Linked DNA regions of Mus musculus: region 1 is linked to region 2. The links are chromatin loops, found by intact Hi-C in ENCODE. Cell type or tissue: heart. All regions are shown on one strand. Links, peaks and the distances in the headings refer to the core of each region. The heading gives the core; the rest is flanking DNA.

Region 1 (8,329 bases), core at 238-8,237, 63 kb before region 2:
CCCACGGGCTCTCTCATACTGACTCAACTTAAATGTTCAATTTGTGAAAAGTACTATGCAGCTAAGTTCCTCAGAAACAGGCAGGGAGATGGGGTAGAAGACACCACCAGGACACGGTGTTGTCTGTGTGCATCCTGGCACTGCCACCAGTCACGATCCAGTCTCCAGGACGCCTTCCCTCAGAGTATGCCTCTGGGTTTTCAGGACCTTCACAGGAATGCCAACTAGCAGATGATTTTCACCACCTGACTAGCCGAGTCCTAGGTTATGCCCTTCCCTCGCCCAGCCTTTTGAGCAGGCTAAACAGATCTTGAGTGTGTGCCACAGTGGGCTTTCTGACCTAGGTGGAGTCGTCCTCCTTGCTGCACCTGCAACTTCCTACAGGAATTCAGAGGAATAGACTGCCCGCTGAGCTTACTTTGCAACATAATCCAGCTGAAACAAAAGATGGGTTTGGTGCTGCAGAATTAAACTTTGAGCCAAGCTCTGAACCTTTGACTTGGCTTCGCCCTTCTCTCATACCCGTCCTTTCATTTCCAGCCCCGCTTTCAGGTAAACCCAGTTCACCCATGGCCGCTGGACAGCTACACTGGGTAACTGCTACAAAGTGACAACCGCCTGGGGTTATCAATGCCAATGCCACCTTGAGAACAGATGACTGGCCTGGGGCAGGAGAGGGGAAGGGAAAGGTCAGCACTGGTTGAGGACCAGAAGATAGAAGGCAAGAAAGTGCAGGCGCCCTCCCAAAGGGGCAATGGGGAGCCTCTGGCTATAGCATGAGGTTCCTGAGGGGAGGGGAGGAGAAGGCAGCAGGCTGGCACAGGGGCAGTGCCGAAGGCTACAGTTGGCGGTGGGCTAAACAGCAGGTCCTCATCAAGGCCTGAGCAGAAGGGCGACTAAACCAAAGACAGACAGACTTTGGTATCCAATAATACAAAGGATATGAGACAAAGCAGGGAGAGTCTGGACTCTGTAATTCCCGTGTAAGTATTCTCCCTACCGACTCTCTTCCCACATTCCAAGCTCTGCACCTCACTTAAGCATCGCACTCTCTGAAATGAGCTGTTCAGCACCAGCCACCAGTCATGGGAGGAGAGGAGCAAGAGTGTTCCACACCAGGTCCATGAAAACCGCCATGGAGATACTCATTCCTGAACACAGAGAGAAACTGGACCATGCAAACAAAAATTACCAACAGGAAAACAAATCCTATACTAAAGCGACAGTGTGCTGCCGTGCCCTGTTGTTCTGGTTTGGTTTTTGCCAACCTATCATAAATTAGTTATCTAGAGAGAAGAAACTCAATGGGAGAAACTAACCTCCATCAGGCTGCCTATAGGCCAGTCTGCGGAGCATTTTCTTGATGGATGATTGGCCCAGCAGGTGGTCCTGGGTGGTTTTAGTTCCTGCCTCAGCTTCCCCTGATAAGGGACTGTAATGCATCCTCCCCATCTTGATTTTGGTCAGGGTGTTTGTCACACCAATTGAAAGCAAACTAAAACACCCTTCAAACTTAAAAGTCTGTTTAGGATGCCCTCAGAAGCAAAAACACTGGAAATAAGATGGAACTTCATGTATTTCGCTTTATTCCTTCACTGTGACTGATTTACACTGAGTAATTTCTTCACCAACATACACCTTAATTGTAAATTCCTTAGTCCATGAAAAAATTCATGGTGCACTCAAAAAGCTAGCTAAACATCCTTTTTGTACTAATCTAAAGATATTTATAGTTCAGAATAAGCTACAGACATGGGCCAGTTAATTTTTCAATATTTAGTGGAAAGTCCAGATTTCCTAACTTGCTCTGTTTAAAGGCAACAAGGGGAAACCAGAGCACAGCATCGCTGACTTTCCACACGTGATCCATCAGCCATGTAAGGTGTTTCCCAGCCCTCCACGGGAGAACATGGGGACAGCGGAAGAGCAGTGGTTTAGGAAAAGCAGACCAGTTCCCATGCTGCTCTGACAGCTGGATCACCTTGGCCTTTCTCTCTGTGGACATCAGTTAAACACAAAAGGGGGAGAGGGGGATAATGCTAAGGAATGCACCAAGAGGGTGCCTGGCACACAGAGAACACTTCAAAAAAAAATAGAGCATTAACATGTTTTAGAATTATTTATTCTCACACCAAAAATACCATGTCATTCCTCTTAAAACTAAGGTTTAAAACTCTCCAGTGTCACCTTCACACCACAAAGAAAAAGGGAAGCAGTCACCAATGGACCAGGGAAGGAGTCACATGGGGTTCCCAGGAAGGAAAAGGCAATGCAAGTCATACTGGGGCCAGTTCAGTCTCATGGATTGTCTCGGAAACACTTTAGGCCTCCCAGTACCAGCTCTTGTTCTTAGGGATGCTCGGAGATCAGTTTCTGATGAAAAAGAAGATAGGTTTCAACTGCTGACAGTAACCAACAAAATACCATCAGTTTCTGCCATGGTTGAGTCAATACTCTTTTCTAGTAAGTCCTAAACACAAGGGACGTGTCACAGTCCTGTCCTGTGATCAACACTGAGAGCTCACATCACTAACTTCTCCAATGGCCCAAACAAGCTGACAACACTCCTACAGGACAAACGGAGCCCCATGGTAAATCTCTCTCCAGGTGTGTGCAGTGTCCACTTGACATTAGGTCTGTCCTGCCTTGACAGCCATCCCCAGAGCTGTGCTCGCTTCCCCAAACCGCAGCTGCTCCAGGGTTTGCACTAATCATCTCTTCCAAAACACAGGCTTGAAAGTGACACTAGAGTCCCTGGATGCCCCCTGGTGATGACGCACCCTTCTGTTGAGGGCTGATTAGGGCTACTTCTCCCCTCATCTTAGAGGGAATAGGGAACAATGGGTGATGATGTTCCTCCCAGCTATCTGGCTGAGTGCTTTCCTGGACTCCTGATTATTCTTAAAGCCCACAAGCCAAACATCTTCATCAGCTATGTAGACGAGCACTGTCACTTCAAGGTATAAACTTTATCCAGATACACCTTTAATCTCAGCACTTGGGAGACAGAGACAGGTGGATCTCTGTGAGTTCAAGGTCAGCCTGGTCTACAGAGTGAATTCAGACCAGGGTGGAACCCATAGGAAGACCCTGTCTGAAAAACAAAACAGTACTTTCACCTTGGAAAAACATTAATAGTCTGTAGAAAATGAAACCCTCCAACGATAGTTGAATATAGTTTGAGGGGGGAAAATGCCAATACCTATCAATATTGTAAAATTATAAACCCTTGGTTCCAGTTATTCTACTTTTAGAAAACTGTCTCATGAAGTACTTGAAAGAATACACAAATATATATATATATATATATATATATATATATATATACACACACACACACACACACAAGGATTTTAGGACAACAATATTTGTTAACAGGAAAAAAATTAAAACCATAGAGCTGTCCAAAAATTAAAACCATAGAGCTGTCCTTCAGTGATGAAAGAACAATCACGTTGCTGTACCGAGTACCATCCCATTTCACAACTGCACAGCTCCAAACAGAGAAAACGCATTTACGGACACTGGTGTGGGGCAAGATCACATTGTAGCACAAGTGTGTGGTTCAATGTTTGAAAAAAAAAAAAGAGCAAGTGAAAAACAAACTGCGCGCGTCCCTTATATGCATTTCTGTTTGCACAAATGTGTACACAGCTTCAAAGTCAACCAGGGACCAGGGTGAGCTGGGAAAAGGAAAGGCCACTTCCTTCATTCTCTACACTTCAGTGATGGTTCAGGGGCTCTTAGCCTCTAGAAGACAGAGAGACCAAGCCTCAGTGGATGCTTACCTTCACTCAGTTGTTCCAGGGACCCTCGAGAAAGGAGACTTGAGAAAGACTCGACAACTGTGCATTTCTTCCTGTATCTGCATTGAAGACAAGGGCAAAGATCAGCATCAGGCGAAGCTCACTGTCACTGGTGATCCTTTCAATCACAGCAAGATGTCGCCACATGGCAATTCCTAGTCCCTCTGCAAGGCCAGGCCTCCCTCCTCTGCATACAGTGCCTAGTCCTGAACCACCAACCATGAGCACTCAGCCTACTAAGGGTGGTGTAGAGGAGCCCACAGGCCCACTGCATACGAACCTCCCCTCCTTTGTGGATGAAAGCAGAATGCCTGAGGTAAGTGCCTCCACTTACCTCAGAAAAGAGTGGACTGAAAGTGCAGTCAGGAAAATGTTCTCCATTTGAGATTATAACAAAGTCACATGACGATTCATCTTAGCCACATTAAAATTCACCAATATAAGTAAGAGCCTTCACGATGGCCTTCTACATGCAGAGTACAGCTGAGAACTGACACTCTCATTCCAACAAATCAAGTGTCCAAAGGCATCCTCGGGCAAATAAAAGTTCCCTTCTGAGTGTGCAATTTCTCCCACATAGAACAGGTGCACTCCCTGTTTGACTTGACATGGCACCCAGTTCTTAACCAACCTACCGCAAAAGAACTAGAAAGATGCTCTCTGCTAGCCCTTCTGAAGCCTCCCTCAGACTTGTACCATAGCTCAGGCCCCATGTACCCAGCAGAGGGCACAGGTGCTAAGTGGGAGCTGTATTATAATTCCACTGCATAGAACGGAACTGTCCAAGACACTTTAAATCTCAAGTCCTGCTCCATAGCTCTGGCTAACCTCAAACCAACCCCTTACTTCAGCGACCTGCATTCACTTGGCACTCTGGCGGGAAGGCAGGGGTTGTCTTAGCTCGGATATAAATTACTCAGTCATACTTTTGGCAGGTTTGTAAAGCGTCCTTCATGGCAGAGATGCCATTCTGGATGTCCTGCTGCTCGAAGGTCATGACAGCCTGCAACACCACAATGGTGCTGTAGCCCAAGGCGTGGTACATGCTCTCCTTGGCCCTGGAAAAAACACAGCCGGTGAGTACATCTCAGTACAATGGAAAGGAAAGACACAAAAGCCCAGGTTTTTTCTGATACCAACAATACCTAATCCTCACCGTGTATATCTCAACTTCTCCTCCATAGTTACTGAAATGATACAAGCTCCAAAAAGCCTGCTTTAAAACCTCAAGTATCAATTGAAACCCACACAGTAGAATGAAGTGCTGGGGACAACATGCCTTTCCCTGATTCAACACAAGGGGGCAGCCTCTGGACTTTTTTTCCTCGGAAAAAGTTTATAAGCAAAGCTATTTTTTTTTCCCCAGTTGAATGGGGGCAGTGCACCACCTTAAAATCTGAAAAGGGTGAGGCTTGGTGACACACAGCTGATCTTAGCATCCAGAGAAGCAGAAAGAGGAGCTCAGGAACTCAAGGTCCTCTTCTGTGAGTCTGAGGCCAGCCTGGGCTACTTGAACCTTATCTAAAAAAGGAGGATGGAGGGAGAAAAAATCTAAGGGAGGGGGATGAGGCAAGGCAAGGCGAGTCGAGGCGAGGCGAAACTTTAATGTGATATGAAGAAAAAGTGCCTTTAAAACTGTTCTCTCCTTTCCAGTCAAAGCCAAGAGGAAGCAAGATTTTTGCACTAAATTAGGTCACGCACAGAGAGACCTGAGAGAGTAGCCCTTAGGATCTAATATCTGAGGGTCCTGAGGAAAGCTCCTAACAGTGGGGTAACCAGGCTCTGGTCACTGCCTGAGCGTGCTAGCTCCTCTCAAAGCCTCTTACCTGACCATCTATGTTTCAACATCCTGAGGCAACCTTATTCCTTTTGTTCTTCCTCACACAGAGTCTAAATAAAGAGCCTTTGTCCTGAATGAAGGCACTGCCCGCCCACCCCAGTTATCACCCCAGTTATCAGTGGCAGTTCAAACCTCACACTCAAGTGGGGTGGAAAAGGAATTTTAACAATGAACTGTGCATAAAGATCAGAGACCATGAAATCAATAATTTATTTTTATGCTATTTTATAAGCACATTGTATAAGTGAAAGAGGGTTTGTTTAAAAAAAATAAATAAATAAAGGACACAGAGACACTGAGTCAGAATCGAGAGCTAAAGAGCAGCAAAGCCAGGCAGACCGAAGATGATGAAGGAAGCAGGGGTCCAGTAGACGACAGGCAAGTCTTAGGGACACTGCTGGCCACTTGACATGAGGGATCAGGTCCCCCCAGTTCAGCATCAAAGAAGCTTCCCCCGTCCCCCTAGACGCTGAGTCTGGAGACCACTACAAGATCACTTCTGCAAAGTCCACATCACATACACAGCTGGGGCCAGTGAGCAGGTAGGGTGTGTGTGTGTGTGGGGGGGGGGGTGCTGCCAAGCCTGAAAGCGCAGCGTTAGTAACTTCCATGACAACAGTAGCGAGCCTTCATCATATTCCTATTCTCTGAGATTTGATCTTAGCACTGGGATTACGCATCTCTAGTTATTCCCCTGCTGGCTTCAAAGGCAACGCTGGTCAGAGATTCTCCAAAACCATGGAGACGACGCCCCAGCACGCGTAGAGGCTAGGGTGTAAGCATCGGAAAATTTCTCCTGACCCAATATGAAACAACACTTCTTTAAAGCTGATTGACCGGATGGGTCCCATTCAAACTAGCTTATACACACTGAGGCAGGCACAGACACGGGAACATACAAACACGACATCAGAAAAACACATAAAATATCAACTGAGAAATAGAGTTAATTACCATGGACGTAGCAACTCTAGGGCATCTTTAAATTTGTTACTTAGAAATAAGTTCAGTGCCTCTGCACACTCCTCCAGGCCGCTCTTGAGATCCACCTTGGCTGATGAACTGAAGAGAAAAAGGAAAAGACATGGGAGTTTGGTAACTTTTACTATTAGCTCCTTGCCCCGGGAGCTAATAGTAAAAGTAGGGCTGGAGACCAGCTGACATCCCCCCTCCCCCTCCTTTGGTGCTTCTCAATGCTGGGGCAAAGAAGCTTCCCCCATCCTCTGTAAGGCCAATGCTCTGAGCCTATAAGAAACAGGTGGATAGAAAAGAGGCACAAGTGTGCACTGCACACACAGACATGGCAAGGCTGAACTCTGGGTGCCCAATTACCCTCATTAACACTGAGATGCAGATAAGTCTATGCAGGAGAGAGGGAAGTAGAGCCAGAGACAACCAATGATTTTGTTTTTCTGGAGTTTGCTCTTTGAAACAGGGTCTCACACCACAGCCCAGGCTGGTCTGGACCTCAAGGCCCAATTCTCCTGCCCTAGCCTCTGAGTGCTTTCATCATAGCCATAAAACTCTGAACTTCATTTCCCTGAAAAATCCTTCTGGCCGGCCAAGGCAGTTGGTGTCCACTCGAGTCTTTTTTCCTCTGGCTCTTCTTCCTAAGTGGGAAGGAGGGGAGGGGGCACACAGCACTGCATTCTCTCTGGAATAATCTCTCTTATCAGACAGGGGCCCTTCAAAGAAGGTTCCTCCTTGTTCTTCCAAAAGGAAACAGGAAAAGAAAATGACATCCCAAAATATGGTGCCTTGCCACGCTGACCACTAACGGAGCTTAGAACCCATGTCTCTTAGGCCTTCTCCCATTTCCTTTTACCTTCCTTCTTTTCATTCTTTTTAACTGGAGTCCTGGCCTAAAGCTCACTAAGTAACCCAGACCAGCCGAGAACTGATGTAATCTACCTGCCTTGGCTTCCTAAGTACATACTACCACTCTTACATTCTAGGGCATCATTTTCTAACAACACCAACTCTGTCTATAACATAGCTGGGCCTCAACTTCCTTATCTGTAAAATGGGAGCACAGCAATCTATTTCCTGGGGCAGTTTTGAGAAAGTTTGACCAACAAACAAGTGCCCATAGTAGGCACCAACTACATGAGGGGTTGGGAGGGCAAAGGTCACAGGCACGGAGGCCTAATTCTGAGGATGACTGTGACTGAAAGATGCTCCCTAACTATTATACAGTGGGGTGACTCATGGGAATATCTAGGTTGCAGGGAGGAGGACTTCTAGGCTGCATATGCTGCAAGCAAGACAGAAAATGAGAGAAATGACAGAAACTAGGCCAAAGTCAGAGACTATAGTGTCAGAGGGGGTGGATTCTATCCTAAGAACAAAGCCAAGTGCACTGTCTCAGAAATCCTGTCCCCCAGCAGATGTGGGGAGCACACCTTTAGTCCCAGCTCTCGAAAGGCAGAGGCAAGCAGATCTCTCTGAGTTTGAAACCAGCCTGGTCTACAAAGCAAGCTCCAGGCCAGCCAGGGCTACACTGTCTTAAACAAAACAAAACAAAACAAAACAAAACAAAACAAAACAAAACAAAACAAAACAAAACAAAATGTCGGTGTGCCCCAGGCTTCTCTCTGAGGTTTTGCACCACCCCTCAATGTGATCTGCAGAGAAAGGCCCTGTTTTAATAATCTCTCACACATAAATTAGTCAAAATCTAGTA
Region 2 (8,329 bases), core at 211-8,210:
CACCAACTTTCACCCAAGCTGGATCCTAGATCACCCCAATATACCTCTTCTTTAACTCTAAACTAGTCCCTAAGCTAGGGTGGCCAGCACTCCCTACTCCCTGTACTGAATGCACCCCAGTCTTACTACCCTTGCTCTAGAGCCTACATTATAGAATCCTACCTGACCCCCAGGCAGACTGGTTACTTGGGTAACTACTCATCATTTACTAAGCCGTGAGCTCTTCTAGGACACTAACTAGCTCCTTCAATGAGTCCCAGTCTCATTCTAAAACAATTGTGGCAATCAGTTGTACTAAAATGTCATCGGGCTGATCAGAGTCACACGCCAGTCATCCCAATACTGAGAAGGCAGAGGCAGTATGTGGGAGTTTGAGGCCAGCCTAGTCTATAAAGTCAAGTTCCTACCCAGTCACAATACATAGCAAGACTCCATCTGTAAAAAAAACATCCCGAACAGGCCATAAAAATCATCCTAAGCCATTTCTTCACATGATTCAGTGTTTTGTAAGGTTTTTGTTTTCATTATCACTTCCTTAAGTCGCTCTTTTAGATGCTTTCCTATTTGCACCTGCCCATAAAATTTTAATAACATGTATGTATTGTGTAAGAGAATATAAATGGCTTAATTTTCCTACTCAATAATGAGTTCAAAATAACTAAAACTGTAAATGTTAAATCCAAATTTTACAGCTATTAGTAACTTAATAACTGTATTTACTGAATGACTTTCAATTTGAAATGCAATTCATATATATGTGTGTGTAATTGTGTACACAAATTGTTCATTTCTATTAAATCACCAATGTACATAAAAATAAAATAATTCTAAAAAAAAAATGAAATGTGTACTGGCTGGTTTTATGTGTCAACTTGACACAGGCTGGGGTTATCACAGAGAAAGGAGCTTCAGTTGAGGAAATGCCTCCATGAGATCCAACTGTAAGGCATTTTCTCAATTAGTGATCAAGGGGGAAAGGCCCCTTGTGGGTGGGACCATCTCTGGGCTGGTAGTCTTGGTTCTATAAGAGAGCAGGCTGAGCAAGCCAGGGGAAGCAAGCCTGTAAGTAACATCCCTCCATGGCCTCTGCCTCAACTCCTGCTTTCTGACCTGCTTGAGTTCCAGTCCTGACTTCCTTGGTGATGAACAGCAGTGTGGAAGTGTAAGCTGAATAAACCCTTTCCTCCCCACCTTGCTTCTTGGTCATGATGTTTGTGCAGGAATAGAAACCCTGACTAAGACAAAATGCAACCATACTTCTCTTTACAGAATCTAAACAGTTATTTTAAATAAATTTATTTTTATTTAATGAGCATTGACTGGTGTTTTCTCTGCATGTATATCTGTATGAGGCTGTTGGATCCCCTGGAACTGAAAGTTACAGACACTTGTGAGCTGCCATATGGGTGCTGAAAAATTGAACGTGGGTCCTCCGGAAGAGCAGCCAGTGCTCTTAATCACAGAGTCATCTCTCCAGCCCCCTCTTAAGTCATTTAAAAAGCTGAGCAATGGTGGCGCACGCCTTTAATCCCAGCACTTGGGAGGCAGAGGCAGGAAGATCTCTGAGTCCGAGGCCAGCCTGGTCTACAGAGTGAGTTCCAGGCCAGCCAGGGCTACACAGAGAAACCCTGTCTCAAAAAACCAAGAAAGAAAGAAAGAAAGAAAGAAAGAAAGAAAGAAAGAAAGAAAGAGGGAGGAAGGAAGAGTCAATCATTTAAAAATCTGTTTAAAAACCAAAATCCACCCAAGAGATACTATAAGTTTCCCCACCACTATCATTTCTGTGGGTACTTAGGAAGAAAAGTATTCTCATAGTATTAGTCATGACCTCAAAAAAGATCTCCCTCCCCACCTACCCTCCCACCCCACCCCCAAAAAACCCCTAACACTAGAACATTTAAGATGTTCCTAGCCCTAACTCCTCAGGACCAGGAACCTGACTAAGCCCTCAGGGGCTGAGGGACTTAGCAGTCAGTTGTGGATGAGGCTCCTTCTGTCAGGATCTCCCAGTCAGCACTAGCTTGGCACCTAAGATCAGAGGTTTGCCATTTTAACGTCTGAATGGCCAGCCGTAAATTAACCCCACACACATACCCAAAAGTGAGGCAACGAGATTAGAACCTTCTCAGCTACAATGCTTCGGTCCCTTTTCACCTCTCAAAAGCATCAAACAATGGCCAGGAAGAAAGCAAAGTGCCCTGGAGGGTGTGAAAGCCTGGGATAAGCTCCCTCCGGTCTACTCACACACCTGGTGAACCTGACAGTCTTCCACACTCACGGTGGAGCTCAGTTTTGGTTTGTTTGTTCTTGGTTTGGTTTGGTTTTGTTTTTTCTTTCTTCCTCCCCTAACACCTCCCCCCCCCCCCCCAGACAGGGTTTCTCTGGGTAACAGAGCCCTAGCTGTCCTGGAACAGGATCTATATATACCAGGCTGACCTTGAACTCAAGAGATTCGCCTGTCTCTGCCTTCTGGGTGCTGGGATTGAAGAGGCATGTGCCACCACTGCCTAGTGAGGTAGAGTTCTTTAATCCACTTACAATTAGGAATATTTTACAAGTACTTCAAGCATACCTACAACACCCTACTGTACACCTGCTCGTTCACCCTAAATGGGTCCACACATGACTTCTCTCCCTGGCACTCTGGGAGACCTAGACATCCAAAGCTGTACCTTCTCTCTCTAAGGTAGCAAACTTAAGCAAAGAGTACTTAAGCACTCAGTAGAGAGTGGATAAACGTATGCCCACATACTTGTCCACCATGAGGGTAAAACATAGATTTGGCAGGAACAAAAAGTCCCTTTGTGCCTTGTCCATCATTGGGAGCTTATCAGTAATAAGGCAAAAACTGAGGTCTGATGGAGGCATATCTTTTCTGCAGTCATGCAGTCACTCAACAAACATGTATTCAAGTCTTTGTGCCAGGCTGTCTGCTGCTCTGATACCTAACTTCGACATGAGCTCTTGAGTTTGTTTTATTGGCAGTTGACAGAGTAACCTTCATCTCAATATGCCAAGACAATCCCATTTAACATCTACTGTTATGGCTTGCATTTCTTCAACAGTGAGCCAGAGTCAGAAATACCACTCTATAGTTAGGAGCTACTCTGGGTCTTGATTGTTTTTTTTTTTTTTTCTTTATTACGGAAGAAAAAAAAATATCCATGCTAGTCGATTTTTCTATGTGTCTAGACCTGGTTAGCCTTGAATTTGTGATTCTCCTGACTCAGCCATCTGAGTGCTGAGATTACAGACCAGGCTCAGGATTGTTCTTTCATTTTCAATACAAATAGATTAAATGGTTATGGACAGGGAAGCAGCTGGAGACAAGCCTGGGATAAGCTATTGAGACTGTACAACAGCCTCCATCATGCCAAGACTGTGGCTATTTAATGTATACACAAGAGGGAACGTTAGAAACTCTTGAGGAAGTAGTAGATGGTCAAAGTACCGTAGTAGTGTGTTACCTGGATTACGAATGTAAAATTTAAAAGCGCAGGCAACAGGCCATGCCAAAAGACTGCCTAAAGCTATAAATAAAAGTTGTCACAGAAGAAAATAGTAACAAATATTCTATCTCATTGTTTGCCTTGTGTGTCCTTAGAAGGTCCAGCAACACATCCATGCCCCCTGGGCAAGCGCTAATTCCCTGGTGTGTGGTCTTGGGCCCACACCGCAAGGCTGGTCCTCAGAAAGCTCTGGTTCGCCGCCTTAACTGTCTGTAGCATAAAGATTGATCCTTGGGGTTTTGATCGGTTCTTAATGTCAACATTTAAAGCACAGTATTTACTCGTTACCAGGATCTTCTGGCAGTAAAGACCGAATCCTAACTCACTCGCCTCCTCCACATCACCCATCTATTGCATCATTGGAAATCAAGGCTTTCTCAGGCCGCGACTTGTAAAATTCAAGTCAGGTAAAATGGCAGCAGAGGCGGCGGCAGGAGCCTGACCCTCAACTTGAGAGCAGAGCGCGCGCTCCCAGCAGCAGCTGAAGGAAGCGCTGAAATCAACAGGTCGGGCGCCCCCGCCCGGGAGCGTTCAGACCCCGGCGCCGCGCGAGGACCCGGTAGGTCACTTCGGTAGCCTAGAGAGGCGAGGCCGCCGGCGATTCTGGACAAGGGACCTTTCCCGGCCGCGGGGCTCAGGCTCCGGCCCTCGGTCCCGGGGTGACTAGACAGCCGTACCCCACCCGCCCGGCGGACACCTCGCGGAACTTCCACAGAAAGCGACACAGAAGTCGAGTCCAGAACGGTTCCGCAAAAGCCCATAGGGTCCAAGGAGGCTCAGGCTGGCCCGGGCTGCTCTGCCTGGCCCCGTGGGACGCTCCTCGGCGTGAAGGACAGCCCTGCCCACCCTCCGTGCCAGCGGAGGCTCCGCATCCCTCCCACGCCCGCCGGTGCCCGCCGGTGCCCGGACCAGCCCGCTCTGCCTGTCCTCGCACCTCGTCCGCGTCCAATTCCACTCGGCTGCCCACGAGCGCCATGTTCCCCTCCGCGGCGGCCGCACACCCACAGGGAACTCAGAACCGACTCTTTTCTGGCTCTGGGTTCAGCCCAGCACGGGTGGAGGAGGAACCAGGCGGCCCCGAGCGACCGGACCGAGCTGTCCCCGCCCCCGGCGCCGCGGTATCCACTGCGCACCCAGTACCCCAGCGGATGCCAGGCTAATGCCCCGCCCCCTCGCCGGATAGCCCCGCCCCGGCACGCGGCCTCCTTAGAGAGCAGCCAACCAGGTTCCGTGGGGAGGAGTCACCCACAGAGTCAGCGGGTGCTCGGGAAAAGGACCTCTGGGGTACTGGCCTCCCTAGAGGATTGGCAGGAGCCTGGCGCCGTGACTGGAGCGCGCAGAGCTGACAACCCAAGGTCGTGGCTGCGCTCCCTCTGTGGCTAGTGGTCCACCTGGTCCTTGGTCTGGAACCAGAGCGTTTACTTCGCCCAGAGGACAGAGCATCTGACAGATGCAGCTAGAGGACAGCTATGGGTCACTGGTCACCTAGAGGCATCTGACACATCACATGCCCAAGTCGCTGTGTCAAGAACATCCTCTCCAAGAGATAGGAGCTCTGTTTTGCCTCTGTGTTTGCGAAGTAACGGCTTCGGTGTAACTCAGAGCCCTGTACATCTCCCAGCACGGTCCAGGTTTTTATTGCTACACCATCTCTCACTCAGCCTTCTGTAAATCCAAATAGACATAATTTGTGCTTCAATTATCCATGAGGATAAGGATGCTGTCTTTTTCTATGCTATATCCCTAGAACCTAGAACAATGTTTTTTGACTGTATTTAGAAATTGATTCCTGTTTCTGACTTGCAAAATAACTGAGCTATCCAACTGGGAAAAAAAAAGTTAAAACTATAAATATTTAGGGTTGAGAGTCAGTTTTATTTTAAACTCCCCTAACGGTGTAATTTGGTAACAAATGTTACAAGACACCCCACTCATATAGAGCATCCCAAAAATGTCCTATCCCTGTTCTGTGGTGTCCCCAGACACCAAACTTCTATCGTTGCTATCACCCCATCTCTCCCCACTTTGTTGTATGCAGTCATTTACATACTCAGTATCTATCTGATTTATGAAATACGGCTTATCGGTCTGTAAACATAAAAACAGGAAACTAATTGTAATTGAGAACTAATCGTGTACTAGGACTATGCTGGGGCCCTTGTATGTTTTGTCTCACTTATTCTCATAGGAAGAGGGACACTGTTTAGTAAGAGTTTAAGTCACTTTCCTAGGGTCAGGCTGCTAAGTAAAACAGTGATGCCAGAATCAGAAACGCAGTCTGGCGGCAGCACCTGGCTAATAGCCGGTCTCTCTGTGACTACAGCCAACCTTCTTTTCTCCCTGTGGATTTCAGGAGACTAGCTGAGAGGAGGCCTATTAACACACATTTCCCAGGAGTCACCATGGCATCCTTGATACCAGCTTCATGATGTTATTGTCTCCAAGTGTCTTTGACACAGCAGCAGTTAAGACCAATGAAGGTAAAAACTCCTCCTGGTCAAGAGAATACTAGATATTAATCTGGTTGGAGAATTGACATTTTTGTAAGGCATGTCAATCATCTGGCTAAGACACTGCCCCTTAGAAGGCGGGTTCTTCTGTAGCCACGTTAAAAAGGTAAGTGGAATGCTTCTTTCTTTAATGAGATAATGCACTGTACATACACACAGTCTCTTACAGAGCAGCCGGCATGCAGTTTCCTGAGTCTGCCCGCTTTTCCGAGTTACTCAGAAAAGCTAAACTTTTCCTTTTCTTCTCTTTTCTAAGCCTATGGTCTCTAAGCATAGCTCCTCCCCATCGTGGGTCTCACCTCCATGATGAGTTGGTTTTTGGTTTTTGTTCGTTTTGGGTTTTTTTTTTTCCTTCTCCTTTTGCCTCCTCTGAGAAGAACCTGAGATTTTCAGTTCACCTGCCTTGGAGTTTTATTTCTTCTAAACTCTCAGAAAATTGTCCTCTAGCTTCCAATTGAGTCCACTCTTAAATTATTTTATCGATGAAACTAAGAACCCCCAAGAGGAGACCTTGATTTTCTCAGTATTGGTTAGCTACTATGAAGGGATGCCCAAAAATTCTAGTAACACCTTTGTAACCATTTTGTAACCAGACTGGGAGGGAGGGTGATTGTCTACAAAGACAAATAAACAAGCATGTGTGCCCCTCTAATTGTCTCTCAGACTATCAAAACAAAGGATCTCAAAAACTCAGAACTCCCTTCAGGATTCTCATCCTGGAAGGAGAGAGAGCCTGAGGCAGGAGTTCTCATTCTGTGGTAGAATGACCTTTTCACAGAGGTTGCCCAGACCATCAGAAAATACGGATATTTACATTACAATTCATAACAGTAGCAAAATTACAGTTATAAAGTAGCAACAAAAATAATTTTATGGTTGGGGGGTCACCACAACATAAGGTGTTAAAGAGTCAGAGCAATGGAAGATTGAAAATCACTGGCCTAAAGCAGGAGCCAGCCAGAAGGGAAACTTTTCTCAGAAAGAGATTTACAACTTGTCAGACCATTTTACAAAAACAAGGATGGGGTGTCCAGATTCACAGACCTCTGGTGCTCTACTGAAACCTTAACTACATTTCAGGCTCTTCCTCTCAAAGATGGCCCTGGGGCAAGGGGAGTTGGGAGGACTGTTACTCTGGATCTCTTTGTCCCTCTTCTCAATGTGGCCACATTGAATGAATCTCCTTTTTCTGCTCCTCACCATTAATTTGGTTTAGGAAATATGGGTGATTGAACTTGGCCTGCTGGGATACAGGTCATGACTGGGGCTGTAACAGTTCCTAAATATAACAGGAAAAGAATGGGTTTGGTTGAGGTGACAGCCACTAGTTAAGCACCTTGCTGGCTGGAAATGTAGCTCAGCTAAGAAAAGGCTCCAGTAACATGGAGGACGGATGGCCTGGGCGTATCCCAGTACTGCTGAGACCTAGTGTGGTGACACACACCTTTTATCTGAACTCTGAAGATACAAGAGGGTCAGAAGTTTAAGGTCATCTTCCACTATATATCAAGTTAGAGGCCACTCTGGGGACTACATGGATTCTTGACTCAAAAGGAAATTATTACATTGTACTCTTAGAATGGGTCAATTTTATCGTTACACACACACACATATATATATATAATACATTATATATATACATATAGTATACATATATACATATTGTTAAATATACACATATATATGAGGCTGGTATTAGAAGTACATTCTTTTTTAAAGATTTGTTTATTTATTTATTTATTTATTTATTTATTTATTATTACAGTGCACTTAACCACTGAGCCATCTCTCTAGCCCTAGAAGTATATTTTTAAGTTGCTTAGAAACAGACATGTGGGCTAGAAAGGACTTAGGTGTCATTTAGTGCCTATGAACCACCATAATACCAATGAAAATTTCTGTCACCTTCTCAGCCACCCCACCCTACCTCTACCTCTGGCTTCTGCTTCACTTTCGGAGAGCTCGATTTCCTGTCTGGACCAGCCTCTGCACTATTACTCACGCCTGATGCTCCCTTTTAAAGGTCATTGCTTCCTGTGTGAACAGTTTGTTTTGATGGGAAATTATCTTATTGGTGACTTCCTCTCCCATTTGCTTGTTATCTTCATATCACATTGCTTTCCAGTGTTCAAGAGACATCAAAACGTGTGGCACTAATTACAGACCTACTTATGTCATAATACAAATCAAGTTTAGGTTTTAAAAACTTTCTTTTTATAAGCTTGGGTTAGGTGGAGGATTGCTGGGTATATAGATCAGAGATTAATCCTAAAGTCCTATATGCTCTCAGTTCAGGTGGTAGCCACTGGG

What was found. A loop is a pair of places that touch in the nucleus more often than their neighbours do. Peaks named below come from ENCODE experiments on the same cell type or tissue, not always from the same donor. Only the 100,000 strongest peaks of a DNase experiment are listed, where the experiment ranks them.
Region 1: a loop joins it to region 2, with 5 times the contacts of the local background. A loop is called at or near these places in 8 of 42 quality-filtered maps.

Annotation. Positions count from the first base shown.
Region 1 is chr4:83,257,094-83,265,422 of GRCm38, forward strand. It overlaps Ttc39b (tetratricopeptide repeat domain 39B), which reads right to left. Exons shown (of 20, transcript NM_027238.2): 4 at 6,601-6,708; 5 at 4,733-4,864; 6 at 3,789-3,865. Among named protein-coding and RNA genes, the nearest start is that of Gm42307, 23 kb to the right of the region's middle. In heart, for the core only: a CTCF peak has its summit at 5,098 (motif pointing right); no DNase peak of the experiment used is centred there.
Region 2 is chr4:83,319,628-83,327,956 of GRCm38, forward strand. Ttc39b (tetratricopeptide repeat domain 39B) reads right to left here and starts at 4,562. Exons shown (of 20, transcript NM_027238.2): 1 at 4,444-4,562. The coding sequence starts at 4,485. It overlaps Gm42306 (a long non-coding RNA gene), which reads left to right and starts at 3,143. Exons shown (of 3, transcript XR_881382.3): 1 at 3,143-5,140; 2 at 5,863-6,125. In heart, for the core only: a CTCF peak has its summit at 4,034; DNase peaks (open chromatin) are centred at 4,064 and 4,684; H3K4me3 peaks cover 1,709 bases; H3K27ac peaks cover 1,376 bases; H3K27me3 peaks cover 835 bases.